2 separate regions of the Homo sapiens genome follow, and region 2 is linked to region 1. A link is a loop called in an ENCODE intact Hi-C map of the cell type or tissue named here. Cell type or tissue: CD4-positive, alpha-beta T cell. All regions are shown on one strand.

Evidence for each region. A loop is a pair of places that touch in the nucleus more often than their neighbours do. Peaks named below come from ENCODE experiments on the same cell type or tissue, not always from the same donor. Only the 100,000 strongest peaks of a DNase experiment are listed, where the experiment ranks them.
Region 2: it touches region 1 in a loop (4-fold over the local background); 3 of 110 quality-filtered maps call a loop at or near these places.

Annotation. Positions count from the first base shown.
Region 1 is chr7:73,337,154-73,345,153 of GRCh38, reverse strand. It overlaps FKBP6 (FKBP prolyl isomerase family member 6 (inactive)), which reads right to left. Exons shown (of 9, transcript NM_003602.5): 6 at 4,322-4,516; 7 at 3,772-3,881; 8 at 2,255-2,347. The coding sequence ends at 2,257. It also overlaps the pseudogene RNU6-1080P. Among named protein-coding and RNA genes, the nearest start is that of FKBP6, 13 kb to the right of the region's middle. RefSeq lists an enhancer at 2,095-3,039. In CD4-positive, alpha-beta T cell, no CTCF peak of the experiment used is centred here; a DNase peak (open chromatin) is centred at 3,063.
Region 2 is chr7:73,407,585-73,415,584 of GRCh38, reverse strand. No RefSeq gene overlaps it. Among named protein-coding and RNA genes, the nearest start is that of FZD9, 22 kb to the left of the region's middle. In CD4-positive, alpha-beta T cell, no CTCF peak of the experiment used is centred here; no DNase peak of the experiment used is centred here.

The DNA of each region.
Region 1 (8,000 bases):
GCCTGGAGGATGTTTTATTAGAGGCTGGTCTGTTGCTTCGGCTATTTCACACTTAGTCCAACCAACATTTCCTGAGCACCAATCGTGCACCTGGCATGGCTCCAGAAGCTAGAAAATGCAAAGATGGAAAAGGCATACTGTCTACTATAGTCAGAGGCTTAGAGCACATAACTAATACTTAAGAGAACACTCATTCCTCCAGAAGTAATCTTACAAGTCAGTGGTATCTAACATCTAAGATGAAAAGAACAAAAGTTAAAATTGTCCTAAGCCAGGTGCAGTGGCTCAGGCCTGTAATCCCAGCACTTTGGGAGGCCAAGGCGGGAGGACCACCTGAGGTCAGGAGTTTGAGACCAGCCTGACCAATATGGTGAAACCCTGTCTCTACTAAAAATACAAAAATTAGCCAGGCGTGGTGGCTCACACCTGCAGTCCCAGCTACTCGGGAGGCTGAGGCAGGAGGATCACTTGAATCTGGGAGGCAGAGGCTGCAGTGAGCCAAGATTGTGCCATTGCACTCCAGCCTGGGTGACAGAGGGAGACCCTTAAAAAAAAAAAAATTGTCCTGGTTAGTGACAACTAGGTTGTCAAGATGACTGGATTTTTAGCTTCTTTTAAATGACTAGGCCTCAAATACTACAGAAAAAAAGGGGAGCAGGGAGAGCAAAGACACAAAAGCTAAAACTTATCACAACTGTGACAGCAGTGGCAATATGACAGTGGTGGCTACTTTAGAACACAAATACAGTCATTGCTGATGGTAAGATAAATGCTGGAGTTGGAAATCTGGGGGAAAGCATCTGAAGATCAGCAGCCTCCAGTCCTACAGACTGAAAAGGCTGGGAAGCAAACATGATGGCGAGGAAAACTGCTGCCCAGCTGGGCTGCCCAAGCCCTTGTCTGGGATGGACCCTGGCAGACCTGGGTCTTCATTCATGACAGGACTTGTGGGGTCACAGTCCAAAATGTTTGGCAAACAGTCACTGCCCTTCATTTTTACTGGATACTAGAAGTGACCAAACAAGGGAAGTCCTCTGGCTCACATCTCAGTTCTGAAGACCTGCAAATATGTACTCCAAAGGCCACTGAAAGACCTGAAGGCCAGGGTTCACATGGCCAGCATCAGTGACGAAGGCAACATTTACCTGTGATGCTGGTGGGCGCATCTGAAAGTGCAGATAGCAGCAGTTTATGGACCGCTATGAAAATGTCGGGGATGAATAGGCCTTTTCACTGCCTCCTCCTCTCAAGCCCCTTTTGTAGGGAGATGGAGGAAGCAACAAAGGAGAGATTTATCACCATGAGCCCGTTCAGCAGCTGTTTTCTTGTTGTTCCTTGTTTGACTTCTCCGAGAGAGCAGAGTTATCTGTGCAGCTAAGCAGGTGTTTCAGGCAGGTGATTTTGTTTCCATTAATTTTATTAAATAGTAGACCAGACTGGAGGGTTCAGACTGGAGGGTTATCTCATGTGCTTGGGAACTCCCGCCCTGTGCCTGCAAAATTACTAGGTGTGATCTTGGGAGGAATGCTATATTCCGCTCCCTGTTGCTTTCAGCATCTTCAAATCTCTAAGTCTAATAGAAAGTAGAATTTAAGAGCCACAGCCCATCCCCACCCTGCGATCTTGTCTGCTTTAGTAATGTGTTAGAGACACAGTCAAGTTGGAGGCTTTCGAGTTCTCAGGAGAAAGAAGATGAACAGAAGCTTGACACGTCAAAGCCCAGCTCTATCAACCATCACATTCATGACTCTACTCAGTCTCATGTTCCAAGCAACTGCAAGGAGAGTTTCACATAAAACATGAAAAAAAAAGGTTTTTTAAAAAATAAATTTAGGCTGAGCGCCACGGCTCACAGCTGTAATCTCGGCTACTCAGGAGGCTGAGGCAGAAGAATCGCTTGAACCTGGGAGGCGGAGCTTGCAGTGAGCTGAGATCGCACCACTGCACTCCAGCCTGGGCAACAGAGTGAGACTCTGCCTCAAACAAACAAACAAACAAATAAATAAATAAATAGCTCAAGGCCCCCTGAACCTATACATTTAACCCACAGGTCTGGGCGAACTTTCTTCTCACGGGAAAGGTAGGCGTGCAGCACGTGCATCCTGCACTACCGTTGTGTTGTTCTTTACAGCAAGGAACTTGTCTACCCCTCGTCCACCCTCAGCTGCAGACAGCCACCATTCACTTGGGGGTGGAGGAGAGCAGCACGCTTCTCCATCCGGAAGCCTGTGTGCCACCCTGGCCCTTTGATTACCTTCAACTTTCTCCTGCTGTAGAACCATCGCCACAGGGCGCGAACATGCGGTGCCACATTTCTTTCTCTTTATCCACATAGTCCCTGTAACAGCTGGAGAGGGAAATACACACTTGTTAGAGGAGGTCTGTGTTTGGAGGAGGTGACATCTGGTGGCTGGAATTCTCCACTCACATCCAGAAACACTGAAAATTTATCAGGACTCAAACTGAGTTGGGAGGGATGGAAGTAAGCTGGAGAGGTGGGGAGGCAGGGAAGGCTCCCACAGCTGGCCAAGGAGCCAAGCCCCTGGACAAAACCCCCTAACTGGAAAGGACAGCTGCCTTGAAGGGCAGGTGCCTCTGGCCACCAGGCTCCGGGCTGAGTCTCGCCAAACGACCCCTCACCCTCAGCAGCCTCTAACCTCTCCTGATTTTCTCACTAAAGAATGACCAGATCTGACAGGATACTTTTAAATACCAGAAAGGAAATTGCTGGCAAGTCCTAAAAGGCTTGAAATGTAACCTAAGAGATACTCACATCTCAGACACTAATGCCAAGCAAGCTTTAACTAGCAATCTGGACCGAATGTTTAATATTAAGACAAGTAGAGAATTTCACCATTACAGAAGAAGATATACCTTAAAAACCATGGACCTATTACCAAGTGATGGAGTTATGGGGGACTCCTATTTATAGGTAGACATTTTCAAGGTTTTCTACAATGGACACAAAACTTCTATAATGAGAAAAAATTACATCACTAAAAGACTGGTGTGCTTAGTCACGTGGGTAACAAGGAGGTCAATCCATGGGTATGAGTCAGACCCGAAACGCCTGTTTCTGGTCACATGAGGACCTACGAGGGGCCTTTCTGCACTTGGTTAGGAGCAGTGGTTCTTGGTGGAGCACGCAGGGAAGAGCGCACCAGAAGACTCTTTTTAAGTGACACCGGGGCCAGTTGTGGTGGCTTGTGCCTGTAATCCCAGCACTTTGGAAGGACGAGGTGGGGGGATCACCTGAGGTCAGGAGTTTGAGACCAGCCTGGTCAACACGGTGAAACCCTGTCTCAACTAAAATACAAAAACAATTAGCCAGATGTGGTGGTACACGCCTGTAATCCCAGCTACCTTGGAGGCTGAGACAGGAGAATCGTCTGAACTCGGGACGCGGAGGTTGCAGTGAGCCGAGATCATGCCATTGCCCTATAGCCTAGGTGACAGAGAGGGACTCCATCTCAAAAAAAAAAAAAAAAAGTGACACCCTCCCACCTCTCTAGGGGTTGTTTATTTGCGGTAGGGGAAACAGAAAGGTGGGCGATGATGGAGATGTATAGTCTGGCAGTCTGTCTCACCTGCTTGCTGGGAACTGCTGGTGCAGCGCACGGCCGAGCACTTCAGAAACCCAGCTGTAGAGGGGGCGGCCTCCTAACACTCTGGGCAACACCGCCAGACTGTCCTTTGTTGGGGGGGGTGGGGGGACAGACCAGAGTCACAACCCCACCCATCTCTCTTCATGCTCCTGCAAACACAGCTCACCTAGCCAGTTTCTTCAGCTCATTATTGATGTCATGATTGAAGGGTTGCTCCTTCTGGGCTCGAACTAGAAAATCCCGGGCCTTTTGATACTCAGTCAGGAGAAGACAAGCCTGTCCCAAGGAGAGAACTTTAAAAGCACAGTTAGAAAAGATATCATTTGGCTGGGCACGGTGGCTCATGCCTGTAATCCCAGCACTTTGGGAGGCCAAGGCGGGCGGATCAACTGAGGTCAGGGATTCCAGACCAGCCTGGCCAACACGGCAAAACCCTATCTCTACTAAAACTACAAAAATTAGCTGGGTGTGATGGCGCATGCCTGTAATCCCAGCTACTTGAGAGGCTGAGGCAGGAAAATTGCTTGAAGCCAGGAAGCGGAGGTTGCAGCGAGCCGAATTTGCGCCACTGCACTCCATCCTGGGCAACAAGAGCAAAACTCTGTCTAAAAAAAAAAAAAAAAAAAAAAAAGACAGCATTTTTGCAGTAGCTGAGTTGAGCACTGCTACTACCTTTTCCTGGGTGTTTATTCCCAAGTCACTGGCTTCCAACTCACCTGTCCACACCTGAAGAGGGCCTTGGCATTCTTTTGGTCAATGATCAAAGCCTGCTCTCCATAGCACAGGGCTATGGTGGGTCGGTCTAGCTTCAGGTATGTAAAGGACAGGTTCAGGAGAACAGGAAGCTTGGCGGCCTCCACCAGGTGCTGCTCTTCAGGGGGTGCTGATCGCCGGCGCAGAAGCAATAGGGCCTGTGGAGAGGGAAGGCAGATGGTCAAGAGGAGTAACAGTCTTATGTACAAAACCCTAAAGAATCCACACGCAAAAACTATCAGAGCTAAAAATCGGCTGTTACAGGTTGCAAGACACAAGATCAACATAAGAAGTCAGGTATATTTCTTTTTTCTTCTTTTTTCAGACGGAGTCTTGTTCTGTCGCCAGGCTGGAGTGATCTCAGCTCACTGCAACCTCCGCCTTCTGAGTAGCTGGGACTACAGGTGTGCACCACCATGCCCGGCTAATTTTTTCATATTTTAATATGACCATTTTGGCCAGGATGGTCTCGATCTCCTGACCTCGTGATCCACCTGCCTCAGCCTCCCAAAGTGTTGGGATTACAGGCGTGAGCCACCATGCCCGGCCAAAAGTCAGGTATATTTCTATGCTCTAGCAACGAACTACCCAAAAATGAAATTAAGAAAACAACTCCATTTACAATAGCATCAAAAAGAATACAGTAAGTAGCAATAAACTTAAAACAACTGAAAGACTTGCACACTGAAAACTACAAAATGGTTGTTGAAAGAAATTAAAGATGATTCAAATAAAATGGAAAAATATCTCATGTTCATTAATTGGAAGACAATATTAAGATGGTAATATTTTCCTAACTGGTCAACATATTCATGCAACCCTACCAAAATTTCAACAGCCTTTTTTGTAGACACAGACAAGTTGATTAGATAATTCATATGGTGGCCAGGCACAGTGGCTCATGCCTGTAATCCCAGCACTTTGGGAGGCTGAGGCGGGCAGATCACCTGAGGTCGGGAGTTCGAGACCCGTCTGGCCAACATGGTGAAACCCCATCTCTACTAAAAATACGAAATCAGCTGGGTGTGGTGGCAGGTGCCTGTAATTCCAGCTACATTGGAGGCTGAGGCAGGAGAATCACTTGAACATGGGAGGCGGAGGTTGTGGTGAACCGAGACCACACCACTGCACTCCAGCCTAGGTGACAGTGCAAGACTCCACCTCAAAAAAAAAAAAAAAAAAAGAGTCACATGGAAATTCAAAGGACCCTGAATAGCCAAAATACTCTTGAGAAAGGACAAAGCTGGAGAACTCATATTTCCCATTTCAAAACTTACTAAAAGACAAAAAATAAACAAAAAACACGAAACTTCCTAAAGCTACAGTAATTACGCCAGTGTAGCACCGGCATAAGGACAGACATGTAGATCAATGAAATTGAACACAGAGTCCAGAAATAGATTTATATATCTACAGTCAACTGATTTTCAATAAGGGTGTCCAGACCATTCAATGGGAGAGAACTGTCTTTTCAACAAATAATGCTGGGACGAGAGACTATCAACATGCAAAAGAATGTTTACCTTGCACTAGATGCAAAAATTAACTAAAGTGGAGCATAGCCCTAAAAGTAGGAGTTAAAACTCTAAGACTCTGCGCTGGCTTCGGCAGCACATATACTAAAAATTGGAAAGACAGGGAGAAGATCGCATGGCCCCTGTGCAAAGATGACATGCAAATTCATAAAGCATTTCATATATTTTTTTAAAAAACTATCAGACTTTAGAAGTACAAATAGGTGTAAATTTTTGTGACCCTGGATTAGAAAATGGTTTCTTAGATATAACACCAAAAGCACAAATAAGCAAAGAATTAGACTTCATCAAAATGTAAAACTTTTGTGTTTCAATGGACACTGCAAAGAAAGTGCAGACAGCCCACAGAACAGCATAGAGCATTTGCGCATCCTGTGTTTGTTGAGGGTGTAGTATCCAGAGCACAGCAGCAACATTTACTCCTCAGTACAAAGACAGATGACCCAACTTTCAGATATGCATAGACTCCGAATAGACATTTTTCCAAAGAAGATAGACAAATAGTCATTAAATGCATGAAAATATGTCCAATGTCATCAGTCATCAGGGAAATGCAAATCAAAACCACAGTGAGATACCACTTCACATCCGCTAAGATGCCTAACTTTAAAAATATAAAATAAGTGTTGGTGAAGATGTGGAGAAATTGGAAGCTTCGCACATTACTCGTGGGAATGTAAGATGGTACAGCTGCTGTAGGAAGCAGTTTGGCAGTTCCTCAAAAATTTTGACAGTTCCCACACAATCCAGCAATTGCACTCCTAGGCACATACCCAAGAAAACTGAAAACGTGTTCACACGACAACTTGTACATAAACGCTCACTGCATCAGTCATAATAATCACGAAGTGGAAACAACCCACATGTCCAACTGATGAATGGACAAAAAGCAGCAGAGCCATCCAACGGAAAAGTAGCCTTACAAAAGAACGAGGGTCCGGGTGCGGTGGCTCATGCCTGTAATCCCAGCACTTTGGGAGGCTGAGGTGGGCGGATCATCTGAGGTCAGAAGTTCAAGACCAGCCTGGCCAACATGGTGACACCCTGTCTCTACTAAAAATACAAAAATTAGCCAGGTGTGGTGGCAGGTGCCTGTAATCCCAGCTACTTGGGAGGCTGAGGCAGGAGAATCGCTTGAACCTGGGAGGCAGAGGTTGCAGTGAGCCGAGATCGTGCCACTGCACTCCAGCCTGGGCAACAGGGACTCTGTCTCATAAAAAACAAAAAACAAAAAAAGAATGAGGTTTGTACAAGCTACAACATGGATAAACCTCAAAAACATGCTAAGTGAAATAAGACAGCCACAAAATGACACATATTTGACAATTCTAGTTACAAAATATGTCCTGAATAGGCAAATCCATAGAAACAAAGGAGAACAGAGGCTATCTGAGGCCAAAGAATTGTGAGTTTCATTTCGGGGTGAGGAAAATGTTCTGGAATTAGATAGTGGCAATGGCTGCACAACTTTGTGAATATACTAAAAACCACTGAATTGGACACTTTAAAAGCACACATTTTATGGTATGTGAATCATATCTCAACAACAAGAAAAAAAATAGTAAAACAAAAAAAAATGGATGAAGGCAGAGCCTGCACTCCCTGGAACTCCATTTGGAAGGTGCAAGTAGAATGGAAGAACTGGAAGGCCGGACACGATGGCTCACACCTGGAATCCCAGCACTTTGGGAGACCGAGGCGGGCGGATCACCTGAGGTCAGGAGTTCAAGATCAGCCTGGCCAACATGGAAACCCCACCTCTACTAAAAATACAAAAAATGAGCTGGATGTGGTAGCAGGCGCTTGTAATCTCAGCTACTTGGGAGGCTGAGGCAGGAGAATCCCTTGAACCTGGGAGGCGGAGGTTGTAGTGAGGCCGAGATGGCGCCAGTACACTCCAGCCTGGGTGATAGAGTGAGACTCTGTCTCAAAAAAAAAAAAAAAAAAAAAAGAACATGGAAGAACTGGAGAAAATGTGTCAGGAGATGGCAGCACAGGCAGAAAGTCATGAGCCTTCCTTGGTCCTCCCTTCCATCTCTAAACTCTGGGCATTCACCAGGCAAGTTCCCATCAACTGTCTCCATACCTTCTGAATGGATTCAGCTCC
Region 2 (8,000 bases), 70 kb before region 1:
TATGTTGAGTAAGAATCTATAGAGCAATGAAAATGCAAGAGCAATAGCTATGGGCACCAAATGGTCAATCTTCTTATCATAATGTTGAGTGGAAGAAGCCAGGTCCACCAGACACATGCTGCTCATTTATGCAAAGTTTGGACACAGGCAAAACAAAACTAGTTTGATCATGATGGGAAACATTAGAGAAATGCAAAGACATGACCATCATAATTGTCAGGAGAAGGCATTGGTTAGGATTGGGAAGCGGCAAGCAGAAGCATCTAGGGATTGGCTGGCAATATTTTACTTCTCGGCTGAGTGAGGGTTGCATCGGTGTTTATTTGATAACACGTTCTAGGGGCTGGGCAAGATGGCTCATGTTTGTAGTCCCAGTACTTTGGGAGGCCAAAGATGGGAGGATTGCTTGAGCCCGTGAGTTTGAGACCAGCCTGGGTGACATAGCGAAACCCTGTTTCTAAAAAAATTAAAAAAAAAAAAAAAAAAACTAGTTGCACGTGGTGGCACAGCCTCAAACTCCTGGGCTCAAGCGATCCTCCCTTGGCCTTCCAGCCACTCAGGAGGCTAGGGTGGGAGGATCGCTTGTACCCAGGAGTTTGAGGCTGCAGTGAGCTATGAATGAGCCACTGCACTCCAGCCTGGGCAACAGGGCAAGACCCTGTCTCAAAAAAAAAAAAATAATTTGAACACTTCTGTTTTGTGCAGTTTTCTCTGTTATATTTTACTTTTTAAAAAGAAAAAGCGGCCGGGCGCGGTGGCTCACACCTGTAATCCCAGCACTTTGGGAGGCCAAGGTGGGAGGATTGCTTGAGGCCAGGAGTTAAAGATCAGTCTGGGCACCATAGCAAGATCCCATCTCTACAAAAAATAAATTTTAGAAAATTGAAGGGCTATTTGTTCTTCCCCTCCCTAGCATTCTGTTCTTGTGCAATGGAAAAGAAAGTATTGAATACAGCCGGGCACAGTGGCTCACGCCTGTAATCCCAGCACTTTGGGGGGCCAAGGCGGGCGGATCACCTGAGATTGGGAGTTCAAGGCCAGCCTGACCAACATAGAGAAACCCTGTCTCTACTAAAAACACAAAAAATTAGCCGGGCGTGGTGGCACATGCCTGTAATCCCAGCTACTCGGGAGGCTGAGGCAGGAGAATCGCTTGAACCTAGGAGGCGGAGGTTGCAGTGAGCTGAGATCGCACCACTGCACCCCAGCCTGGGCAACAAGAGTGAAACTCCATCTCAAAAAAAAAAAAAAAGGTACATGAAACATATGAAGCAAAAAGTGAAAGTCCCCATTCTTTTCCTTTTTCCAGAGGTGATTTTTGTGGCCAATCTGGTTTCATTTCCTCCCAGACACTTTTCTAGGCATCTATGTGCCTCTATTCACATATAAACAAAATAGGAGTTTTCCTGTGCTTCCCTTAAATGGCATATGTATCATTCACTCTATTTTTTCACCTAGTGGATCTTTAATACCTTAAAAGCTCAACCTGGGCTTGGTGCGGTGGCTCATACCTGTAATCCCAGGCCTTTGGGAGGCCAAGGTGGGAGGATCACTTGAGCGCAGGAGTTCCAGACCATTCCAAAGCCAAAAAAAAAAAGGAGTTTGAGATCAGCGTGGGCAAGTTAGCAAAACACCATCTCTAAAAAAAAAAAAAAAAAAAAAAAAAAATTAGCCAGGCATGGTGGTGTAAGCCTGTAGTCCCAGCTACTTGAGAGGCTGAGGTGGGAGGATTGTTTGAACCCAGGAGGTTGAGGCTACAGTGAGCTGTGATTGTGCCACTGCACTCCAGGCTGGGTAATGCAGCGAGACTGTGTCTCAAAAAATAAATAAAATAAAAAATAAATAAAAGCTCCACCTGTCTTCCTTTTAGATGTTGCATAGCATTTCACACAGTATTGATGTATTACAGCTCAACTAAATTAATCCCAGTATCTAGCACATGGGGTGGTGGGAAGGATTAAGGGAGATAATATAAGCCAAGTGCTCAGAACAAGGGCTTGACACACCAGGCTTGCCTTGAACAATTTGTTTTTTTGTTGTTTTGTGTGTGTGTGTGTTTTTTTTTGAGACAGCATCTCATTGCATCACCGAGGTTGTAGTGCAGTGGTGCAATCATAGCTCACTACTGTCTCAGACACCTGGGATCAAGCGATCCTCCCACCTCAGCCTCCGGAGTAGCTGGGACTACACATGCATCACCACACCCCACTAATTTTTAAATTTTTTGTAGAGACAGAGTCTCATTATGTTGCCTAGGCTGGTCTCAAACTCCTGGCCTCAATTAATCCTCCTCCCTTGGCCTCCCAAAGTGCTGGGATTACAGGGATGAGCCACTGTACCTGGCAGCCTTGAGCGATTTCTCACCTCCTCATTGGCCCAGTTTCCTTATCTGTAAATGATAGTAGCTGTAAAATACGGTCAATGTTAGGACCAAATGGGTCAATTAGGGAAAAACAGTGTCTCTGCCAGCATCCGGCGCCCCCCCCCCTTTTTTTTTGAGACAGAGTCTTACTCCGCTGCCCAGGCTGGAGTGCAGTGGTGCGATCTTGGCTTACTGCAACCTCCACCTCCCAGGTTCAAGCAATGCTCCTGCCTCAGCCTCCTGAGTAGCTGGGACTACAGGTGCCTGCCACCACGCCTGGCTAATTTTTGTATTTTTAGTAGAGATGCGGTGTCACCATGTTGGCCTGGCTGGTTTTCAACACCTGAACTCAGGTGATCTGCCCGCCTCGGCCTCCCAAAGGGCTGGGATTACAGGTGTAATGGTTAAGGAGAGAAACCTTAAATAAAGGCCGGGTGCAGTGGCTCACGCCTGTAATCCCAGCTACTCAGGAGGCTGAGGCAGGAGAATTGCTTGAACCTGGGATTGCAGTGAGCCAAGATTGCGCCACTACACTTCAGCCTGGGTGACAGAATGAGACTCCGTCTTAAAAAAAAAAAAATTTAAATAAAATGCATGCAATGTGGTCTGGGCATGGTGGTGCATGCCTGTAACCCCAGCACTTTGGGAGGTAGAGGCAGGTGGATCCCTTGAGCTTAGGAGTTTGAGACCAGGCTGGGCAACATAGTGAGACCTCATCTCTAAAATTAAAAAAATAAAAGCCACCAGAAAAAAACCTAAAAACATGCCAGGTGACATCAGTCTTTGATGAAGATGGCAGCAGGAGAGTGATGCCATGGGTGGGGGTGGGAAATGCTATTTCAGCAGAGAGGGAGCTGTCATGGAAGAAACCATGTGGCCGGGCACAGTGGCTCACACCTGTAATCCCAACACGTTGGGAGGCCAAGGTGGGCAGATCACTTGAGGTCAGGAGTTCAAGACCAGCCTGGCCAACATGGCAAAACCCTATCTCTACTAAAATCCAAAAATTAGTCGGGCATGGCAGCACACGCCTGTAATCCCATATACTCGGAAGGCTAAGGCAGGAGAATCACTTGAACCTGGGAAGTGGAGGTTGCAGTGAGCCAAGATCGTGTCACTGCACTCTAGCCTAGGTGATACAGCGAGACTCAGTCTCAAAAAATAAAGGAAGAAAAAGAAACCAGGTGACTGTTGTGCCCGTCTCTTGTCCCCGATCTTTCTCCCAATCCTGAGGTCCATCAGATGGAAGGACACATCCATCCGGAGGCCTCCCCGAGTGTGGGTGGGAGAAATCCATCCCCTCTCTGACACTCCCCCCGCCTTTCCCTCCCGACACCCAGTCCCTGGGAGATCAAAATCTAGCCTGGTGTTATCTAGGCTGGGGCCTGAAGAGCCCGGTGGGACGTGGAGGATGAAGAGGAGGGGCATGGACCCAGAAAGTAGCAGGAAGTCTTCAGAGACCCTTATTTTTTAATTATTTATTTTTGTTTGTTTTGTTTTTTGTTTTTTTGTTTCCCTCTTGTTGCCCAGGCTGGAGTGCAGTGGTGTGATCTCAGCTCACTGCAACCTCTGCCTCCCAGGTTCAAGTGATTCTCCTGCCTCAGCCTCCTGAGTAGCTGGGATTACAGGCTCCCACCACCAAGTCCGGCTAATTTTTGTGTTTTTAGTAGAGACGGAGTTTCACCTTGTTGGCCAGGCTGGTCTCGAACTCCTGACCTCAGGTGATCCACCCACCTCGGTCTCCCAAAGTGCTAGGATTACAGACTTGAGCCACCACACCTGGCCCTTCAGAGACCTTTGGAGCCAGAGGTGACATATCGATCTACATTTAACCCTCTGGGAACCAAGGAATGAAGGATTAGAGGAAACGGGGCCAGAAGTGGAGAGAAGGGGAGTGTGCGTCGAACAGACAGGGAGTGTATTAAATAAACGAATGAGTGAATGAATGATCCATCCATATGGACACTAGCCTGTTAGTAAAGAAGAGTCTAGGGTCAGGGAGAGCTCAGCCCTCCTCAAGCCGCCCCCATGATGACATCAGCCCCAGTGCCAGCCTGGGCTTGGGCATGGAGGGGAGGGCTCTGACCACAGGGCTCTCCAGCCCCCAGCCTTGGGCTAGGGGCAGTCTGAGGTCAGGCCAGCTGCCTGGCAGGAGTTGAGACCCCAGAAGGGAGGCCGAGGGCGGGAACATTCTCCAGCCACAGGGTGGGATCTCAGCCCAAGGAGATGGGGTTCCCAGGCCAGGGTCTGCCTTGGGCAGGCAGATCAGTGCCAGGTGGGCCCTGGGTCAAGACCGGGGTCCAGCCCCAGCCCAGCGTCTGCCTCCCCCACTGCCCAGCCTCTGTTCATTCCCAGGTGGGACGGGGAGCCACAGCCCCCATCCCACCCCCTGCACAGAAGCCTTTTCACACGCTGGCTGGTTGGGAGTACTGGCAGCCCCTCAGCCCCACGCCTCCTTCCCGCCCGGTCCCCATGCAGACCCCCCCACCTCTGGGCTCCTGGCAGGCCCGGGTGGGGAGCCACCGCCCGAGCACAATGTAGCTCCTTGTTCCCCGGCCCGGCCTCCTGGAATTGGCCCATTTCCTGCCTGGGCTGTGGGGCTTTTTCCAAGGTAAATAAACAAATACAGAGAAGTTGGGGCCTGGGGTGGAAAGGGGGACGCTGGGCTTTTCCTCCCTGCATCCCAACCCCATAGCAATAGCTGCTGTGTGACCACAGGGGCCGGGACACCAAGGCTGAGCCCCCACACCCTGGGCTTCATTGATCCCTGGGAGAAGAGAACGGGATCCACTGGAGGGTTTGTGCCGCTCTGCCTCAGGGGCTGTGGTTCCCCATCCAGGACGCCCAGGGGCCACCGATTCCCGCAGGAATTGCCTGAGTGCAGGGCTGGGACAGCCGCTGAGAGACGGAAAGTGCTCCAGGGTGGATGACAATTCCCTAGGCTCCCGTCCTGGCTGTGCCACCTTGGAGCACTATGACATCAGGAAGGAAATGAACCTCCAGCTGCAGAATGGCTCCAGAGGTGCTGCCTGCTTAGGGGGTGCATGGCCCTCGCCTCCAGTGTCATAAATGGGCCATTGCCTTCTCCCAGGTCGGTAGTGAGAGTGACAGCAGGTGCCTAGCAGGACCCGTGAGTTTGGGAGCCGGCCTGGCCAGGGCTTCTTCGGCTTCCCAGGGGCTGGGGAGAAGCCTCTCCCTGTGACTCAGGCTTTCTTTCTTTCTTTTTTTTTTTTTGAGACAGGGTCTCACTCTGTCACCCAGGCTGGAGTGCAGTGGCATGACCCTGACTCACTGCAATCTCCACCTCCTGGATTCAAGCGATTCTTCTGCCTCAGCCTCCCGAGTAGCTGTGATTACAGGCGTGTGCCACTATGCCCAGCTAATTTTTGAATTTTTAGTAGAGACAGGGTTTCACCATGTTGGCCAGGCAGGTCTCAAACTCCTGGCCTCAAGTGATCAGCCTGCCTCAGCTTCCCAAGGTATTGAGGTTACAGGCATGAGCCACCGTGCCTGGCCAGGTTTCTTGTTTTTAAAAGGAGGAAAGAGCTGGGTGCAGTGGCTCATACCTGTAATCACAGCACTTTGGGAGGCCGAGGTGAAAGGATTTCCTGAGCCCAGGAGTTCAAGACCAGCCTGGGCAACATAGTGAGACCCTATCTCTATAAAACTAATAAAGACAAGAATAAGTTAAAATAAAGAAAGAGAGCAAGATAAAGCCCCAGCTCCAGCTCCCTCCAGGGCTGAAGTTTCAGACTGACCTCTGCCCAGACCATTCTACCCTCCAAACCCAGCCCTGCCTGCCCTGGGCTGTGGGTATGAGAGAGCTCAGGGCAGACAAAACGCCCCTCACACTTCTCCCTTTCTTTCTTCCACCTCCCTGTCCTCTATCCCTTAGAACAGTGGTCCCCAGTTTTTTTTTTTTTCTTTTTCTTTTTTAGATAGAGTCTTGCTGTCTTGCCTAGGCTGGAGTGCAGTGGCGCAGTCTCAAGTAACTGCAACCTCTGCCTCTGAGGTTCAAGTGATTCTCCTGCCTCAGCCTCCTGAGTAGCCGGAATTACAGGCATGTGCCACCACGCCCAGCTAATTTTATTATTATTATTATTATTTTTTATTTTGAGATGGAGTCTTGCTGTCTCCCAGGCTGGAGTGCAGTGGCGCGATCTCGGCTCACTGCAAGCTCCGCCTCCCGGGTTCACGCCATTCTCCTACCTCAGCCTCCCGAGTAGCTGGGACTACAGGCCCACGCCATGACGCCTGGCTAATTTTTTATATTTTCAGTAGAGACAGGGCTTCACCGTGTTAGCCAGGATGGTCTCGATCTCCTGACCTCGTGATCCACCTGCTTCGGCCTCCCAAAGTAATCACGCTGGGATTACAAGCGTGAGCCACTGCGCCCAGCCAATTTTTGTATTTTTAGTAGAGGCAGGGTTTCGCCATATTGGCCAGGCTAATCTTGAACTCCTGACCTCAAGTGATCTACCTACCTCAGCCTCCCAAAGTGCTGGGATTACAGGCATGAGCCACTGCGCCCAGCCACCCCAACCTTTTTGACACCAGGGACCAGTTTCAAAAAAGACAATTTTTCAACGAATGGGGGTGGGGTTGGGGGTAGGAGTTAGCCAGATGGTCTGGGGATGAAACTGTTCCATGTCAGATCATCAGGCATTAGATTCTCATTAGGAACATGCAACCTAGATCCCTCACGTGCGCAGTTCACAATAGAGTTCACGCTCCGGTGAGAATCTAATGCCACCGCTGATCTGACAGGAGATGGAGCTCCGGCGGTAATGCTCCCTCACCTGCCACTCACCTCCTGCTGCATAACCCGATTCCTAACAAGTCAGGGACCAGCTGGGGACCATGGACCCCTGCCTTGGAGATTCCTCCACTCCACTGTGGGAAGGGGCACCTTCTGAACCAATGTTTTGCATGTGTCTTCATCCCCTGCTTGTACTCCAGATCTTTCCTTCCTTCACTTAATCACCCGTTAGCATTTACCAAGTGCTTGCTCTGTTCTGGACGTTACACAGTGAGGTGGTCCTGGACTCTGGGGTCTTGCTGTGTGTGGGCGGGGGTGATTTCCCAGGGATGGCTCTCAAAACAGGGACGTGAAAATGCATTTGGAGAGATCTTCAAATTCCTTGAGGATTTGAATTTTTCATTTTTATTTCAACAATAACTTGTTCGGCCAGGCGCGGTGGCTCATGCCTGTAATCCCAGCACTTTGAGAGGCCGAGGCAGGTGGATCTCCTGAGGTCAGGAGTTCGAGACCAGCCTGGCTAACATGGTGAACCCCCCGCCAACCCCCCCACTGCCCACCCCGCTGCTCCTTTTTCTTTTCTTTCATTATATATATGTGTACATATGTGTATATATATATATATATTTTTTTTTTTTTTTTTTTTTTTTTTTGGAGACAGAGTCTCGCTCTGTTGCCAGGCTGGAGTGCAGTGGCGTAATCTCGGCTCATTGCAACATCTGCCTCCCAGGTTGAAGTGATTCTCCTGCCTCAGCCTCTGAGGTAGCTGGGATTACAGGTACTGGCCACCAGGCCCAGCTAATTTTTGTATTTTTAGTAGAGAGGGGGTTTCACCATGTCGGTCAGGCTGGTCTCGAATTCCTGACCTCAAGTGACCCG